Regions from separate parts of the Mus musculus genome. Here region 2 is linked to region 1. Evidence: chromatin loops called from intact Hi-C (ENCODE). Cell type or tissue: left cerebral cortex. All regions are shown on one strand. Each heading gives the region's core, and the rest is flanking DNA. Links, peaks and the distances in the headings are about the cores only.

The links. Peaks named below come from ENCODE experiments on the same cell type or tissue, not always from the same donor. Only the 100,000 strongest peaks of a DNase experiment are listed, where the experiment ranks them.
Region 2: a loop joins it to region 1, with 4 times the contacts of the local background. A loop is called at or near these places in 2 of 42 quality-filtered maps.

The regions. Positions count from the first base shown.
Region 1 is chr1:57,921,192-57,924,000 of GRCm38, forward strand. It overlaps Spats2l (spermatogenesis associated, serine-rich 2-like), which reads left to right. Exons shown (of 14, transcript NM_144882.4): 10 at 2,175-2,233. Among named protein-coding and RNA genes, the nearest start is that of Kctd18, 47 kb to the right of the region's middle. In left cerebral cortex, for the core only: no CTCF peak of the experiment used is centred there; no DNase peak of the experiment used is centred there.
Region 2 is chr1:57,772,348-57,775,156 of GRCm38, forward strand. Spats2l (spermatogenesis associated, serine-rich 2-like) reads left to right here and starts at 2,514. Exons shown (of 14, transcript NM_144882.4): 1 at 2,514-2,677. In left cerebral cortex, for the core only: a CTCF peak has its summit at 1,753; DNase peaks (open chromatin) are centred at 1,823, 2,108 and 2,497; H3K4me3 peaks cover 1,035 bases; H3K27ac peaks cover 974 bases.

The DNA.
Region 1 (2,809 bases), core at 29-2,528:
GAAAACTCAAACATGTACCTTACCTATCCAAACTATACATAATGATAACCTAACAATTGCAACCTCCCTTTGTCTCTCTCTGTGTCTTTGTGTGTGTGTGTGTGTGTGTGTGTGTGTCTGTCTGTCTGTCTGTCTATCTGTCTCTCTCTCTCTCTCTCTCTCTCTCACACACAGGAGGGGAGGAGGCAGAGACAGACACCATAGGGATTAAACCCAGAGCTGTGATCATGTTAGCCAAGTGCCCTAACTCTGAACTAAGTCCAAGCCTATGAAGTTTCTCTTTGAATAAAGAGCTCAGCAAATAAATGAGAGACTCATACAAATCAAAGACTTCCTACAAACCTTGTTGATCTGGACAATGACAGTGATGATTACTAATAACAAAATGAAGAATGTCTTGTACTCAATATGTCTTTATTGAGTAATAAAGCACAGATTTGAGATGTCTTCTGGAGGAATATTTTAAGTGTATCCTGTGTTTAAAAAAGTCAACCCTGAATCATAACAAATTTCTACATCCAATAATTTAATAGGAAGCATAAAGAGTAGGTTTAATGAAACCATAGAGATGTAATTAGTAAAATTCAGGCTTTGAATAACTTTTGAGGCCAATTTGGTACCTTCAAATAAATGGCAAACGAAATGAGAAAGCAGATGAGAGGGAAATGGTAGGTTAAAGACATTTAAAAGAGTCATTCAGTTACAAGAACAAGTCTTGGAAAGATTTAGGGGTCAGTTGTAGAAACCTGAGTAGATATCTGGAACATTAAACTATTAGTAATGTTTTAGGTGATGAAGTAATATGCTTACAATTTCAGCAATCCTTAAACTTCAGATGTATATATGTATGTATGTAGATGGTTAGTTTAAAGATAGATAAATAGATAGATAAGAGTAAGATAGATGATAAATTAAATAGATTAAGATAGATAGATAGATAGATAGATAGATAGATAAGATAGATGATACATAGTAACATATAATAGTAAGGTGATAAGATAGATAGATAGATAGATAGATAGATAGATAGATAGATAGATAGATAGATAGATAGATAGATGATAGATAGATAGATGATAGAGAAAATACACATGTACATGCATAGATGATAATGATGATAGATAGTACATATAGAAAGATAGATGACAGATGATAACTGAGATAGATGGTAGTAAGATAGAGAAATGATAAATAGATGATCAATGAAATAGATAGATGACAAATTGATGATATAATAGATATATAGATAAGTGATAGATGGAATAGATGACAGATTGATGATTAGATAGATAGATAGATAGATAGATAGATAGATAGATAGATTGATAGATAGATTGATAGATAGATAGATAGACAGATAGATAAGAGATGCATAGATACATAGATGGATGCATGCATGGATGCATGCATGGATGCATGGATGGATGGTAATTTGTTACCAACTGAAAGTTAAAGCTCATGTCTGGTTTTACAGACACATCTGAAAGGGAATAGAAAAGGTCTCTGTGCTATGTTGTTGCTTTTAGAGAGTAGAACTGGGAGATTAGGGGCTGGAATGAGAAAAATAAACTTGAATAATTGTTTTAATTAATGAACTATATTGGAAGAAGTTCACCATGACCTTGCTGTGCTGAGGATATGGGAACATCCACTTGTACTGCAGAGCAGTCAGGGGCAGCAACCTTAAGCAGGCTTGCCCAAGTATGGTCCTAGGAACGACTACATCAGAACTGGGCCCACCTCCCATCCCCAGCTAGAATCTCAGAAACAAGAACACAGACATTTGGGGATAGTCCATGATGATTTAAGTGTCAGCTTATCAAATACTTATCATTGTTTTGCAACCTTGGAATGTGTAAAGAAAAAATACACTCTGACTTAAATATAACGCCGTACAGTTCTGGTAGTCAGAAAGGCCTTTTCCTTTCAGATGTGCAGACAGTGAGTTAATCAGCAGATGTCACGGTGTTATCCTTGGGGAACATCCCTCTCATGTTGCTTCAGTTTTAGAGAAAAGGTGCTCTCCTGGCATTGTTGCACAAAAATATTTGGGGTTAATGAAAATCATTTAGTGTGTGTGTGTGTGTGTGTGTGTGTGTGTGTGTGTGTATTTCCATCACTTGTTAAAAGTTTAACTTTAAGTTCTTGTTCTTTTTGTTTCTGTTGTTCCCTAGCATCATTGACAAAGAAGTTTCACTGATGGCAGAAATGGACAAAGTTAAAGAAGAAGCCAGTGAGTATCCATGTGGCTGTGTGATGAGGGGCTCTCCCAACAAGCCAAAATCAATCCACAACTCAGGGTGGCAGCAATTTGGGGCAGAACCCTAAAATTCACCCTGAAATACTGGTGGGTGGGCTCTGTAACTCCAGGCAGGTCACTCATCTCTGTGTTTCTGTTACACCGTCTGGCCAATGACAGAGCTACAGCACAGTCCTCATGCTCAGAATGTTCACTGAGGAAGAGGGGTCTGCTGAGTTCTTTAAATGCAAGGGACTTCCATGTGCACACAGAACTTGAACTTAATTATATTTAAAAGGACAATGAGTTGAGTAGTAAATTTGTGTATATGTGTGTAGTGTGTGTTTGGGTGGGTGTATGAACTGTTCATGTGACTTCAGGTAGGTACATGTGTACCCTTGTGTGCTCATGTGTGTAAAGCCCAGATGTCAACCTCAGATGTCTTCTACCACACTTGATCTTAGTTTTTGAAAAAGAGGGCCTCATGAACCTGGAGTTCATCAGTTTGGCTAGACAGCCAATAAGCTCCATAGAAATCCACCAGCCTCTGCTTCCCCAGTGCTGAGATTA
Region 2 (2,809 bases), core at 252-2,751, 150 kb before region 1:
TGGAGGAGACAACATGGCAGAAAGCGGTAGCTGCAGGTTTAAAATATCACTTTGAGATTTTAAACATGAGGAAATACAAACCAACACACTTTGCCCTTATATATTTAGACATTTGCTGCTGTGCCATTTGTTTGCTACAAAAGGGATCTCTAGTTTTTAAATCTAGTTAATCAAACAGTAAAATGAGTATAATCTTGCAAAATAATTCTGAAGAGAATCATACTGGCATAAACTCTTGGTTATCATTTCATACAATGTACTTTTTTCAAACAATTCTCCAACATCTACTTAAAAACACAAATTGGTTTTTGTTTTTGTTTTGTTTTGTTGTTGCTGTTTTTTCACATTCCATTTCTTTGGGTTTTTACCTTTCCGGGTAATATTAGTACAGATCTATTTTATATGATTTTAAAGATTGTTTACTCTTGACTCATCAAAACGCTGTCTTGTTAGTTATTTGATGTGCAAGACGCTTTTACTGATATTTCAGCAAGTGCTTTAAACCTTAAGGTTTTACTTTTTTTCAAACCAAATTACTTTGAGCAATCAAAGGTCTGAGTTTGATTTGAAACTCTCAATAAGACGTTCAGCAGTCTGATTTCTCTTGCTACGCCGGGTCTAACTCCTGAAAGATAGCATTGTTTCCTTTGGGTTTTCAGACCGTTGCCCTTTCTGGGCAGGGCCACCACGCCCTGGAGATGAGCTGGAGTCAGGTTTGTCCTTCGGTAACTGTTACTCTGTTTTTACATCAGTCCCACGTTTTGACTTCTCTGCTCTTGGCCCACAAAGCAGTTATTATTATAGGTATGACTTACTGGAAAGCCACCCTCAAATATGAAAAGGCCAGGCCTGGCTTCTGAAAACCCTTTCATCCCTCTGGTCTTGAAAGCATTTTTTCTGTCAGACTTCAGTAAGCAAGTTGGATTTGGAGTCCCAGGAAGGTTATGAAGTGGTAGAAGAAAGGAATGAAGCCAGAGTTCAATGTTATTTCCAAAGCCCATCCTGAGGGAAACGATAATTTATTACTTGTTTTTGGAATTCTAGTCATGGGGGAACCTTCGCTCAAAACTTAAACGACTTACTTTGCAAGAAGCCCTGAAATGTGCACCACACTCCAAGTTGAATCATTCCAAGTTACTAATTAATTCTTTCAAATTCAATAAGCAATAGGGTGGCATTTGTCCTTGACTTGTACAGAAGCTGGCTTTTCCGTCTGCACAAAGGTTGGGCCAGACTGGGTTCAAATTCTTCCTCTAGTTACTAGTTGAAAACTTAGACAAGCTATTTAACTTTTTGTCTCCTTTCTTTATTTGCAAATAAGCGAAAAAAAAACATACCTACCCACTGAGTTTATCTGAAGGGTTGGATCAGATACTAAATAAAGCACACTCATTCACCAATCCAGCCTATGGGGTGGGAGAAAACTCCCAGTCAGGTAAGAAAATGAGTTATTTCCTTTCATCTCTTCTTTTAATCAGAGTGACCTTTGTCAACTGGGCTATGATGTATTGTAGATCCGAATGTTACCTGAAAGTGTAATTCGTTTCAAATAACGACTCCCTTAAATGGAATACAATTCCGCTGTTCTGAGCTTGAGAGGCGAAACCGACTGATTTGATATTTGTAGAGGGCTGAGAGCCAGGAAGCCCCCCACCCCACTCACCCAAGGAACAGTTACTGCTCAGAGAAAGGGCGGCTAGGAAGTTACCCTTCAAAAATAAACCTGAGAGCAGCCTGCATTTCCCTCTGCTGCCTCTGGAAGAGGTGTGCGATCTAAAGTGCGTCCATCATGAATAATGCTTGCCTTTCCTCTCCCAACTACTGCACTCCCAGGCAGAAACATCACCAGCCGCTGCCACTGGGTAGCTCAGGGCAGCTCAGTGGGTGATCACGCACGATTAGATGCCCGCGTGAGACCCGGAGTGAAGACGAGGAGCCAAAACACTTCAGCTCAGTCTGATTTCAAAGGTCGGGCTGAGCCCCCAGAGCTCATCCCAGGGCCTGATTTTCCGCGGCTTTTCCGAATAAGCTATCTTTGTTTACATTTGAGCTTGGCTCACTCCCAGAAAGCATTACTACCTTCTGTCCGGAGAAGCATCTCGCCTTTGCAGACGGTGCTGGGGCAGCAAAGTTCGTTTTCCTGGGTAGGGAAGAGCGATTCTCTTGCTCCTCACGCGGGTAGTACCCAGTGTTTGGACAGTAGTGGGCAGTTTAGGGTAGGTGGAGGTTTGGAGGGGAAGGGGAGAAGGTTGGTGCGGGGCAAGCCAATGAAGTGCTGAAGCTGTATGGGGGATTCTTCTAGAAAGTAGGGTGGGAAAGGAGCTAGGGAGGGCGTGTGGAGGGACAGGATCCGTGTCAGAACGTGCGTGTGAGCGGATACAAAACCCAGGGAGGCGTGATCGGCGGCGTGTGTGCAAGCCCGAGCGAGGGGCGCCGGCGGGGTGTGTGCTCCTGGTGAGTGACACGGAGGGGCGGGCGGCCGCCGGGAGGGGGCGGCTGCGCGGGCGGGAGTGTCCCTGCGTGGGGCTGGCGGCGCGGAGTTGAGGCAGTGAAGGAATCCAGCCTGCCCAGCGGCCCAGCGGCCCTACCGCCGCTTTCCCTCAGCTCGCTCTCCGCGCTGCAGGGGCCGCCAGCGCCGCGCCCCGGCCCGGGACAGAGCAGCCGCGCTCGCAACGAGGTAAGCCCGGGTCCCCGGGTCGGGCGGCTCACCAGGGCCTGCGTGGCCAGGGTGGGGGCGATCGACCAGCCGAGCGCCCGAAGGCCGCCTCCCGGGGCACTGGGTGTGGCCCGAGCTTGGCCGACCGGACGC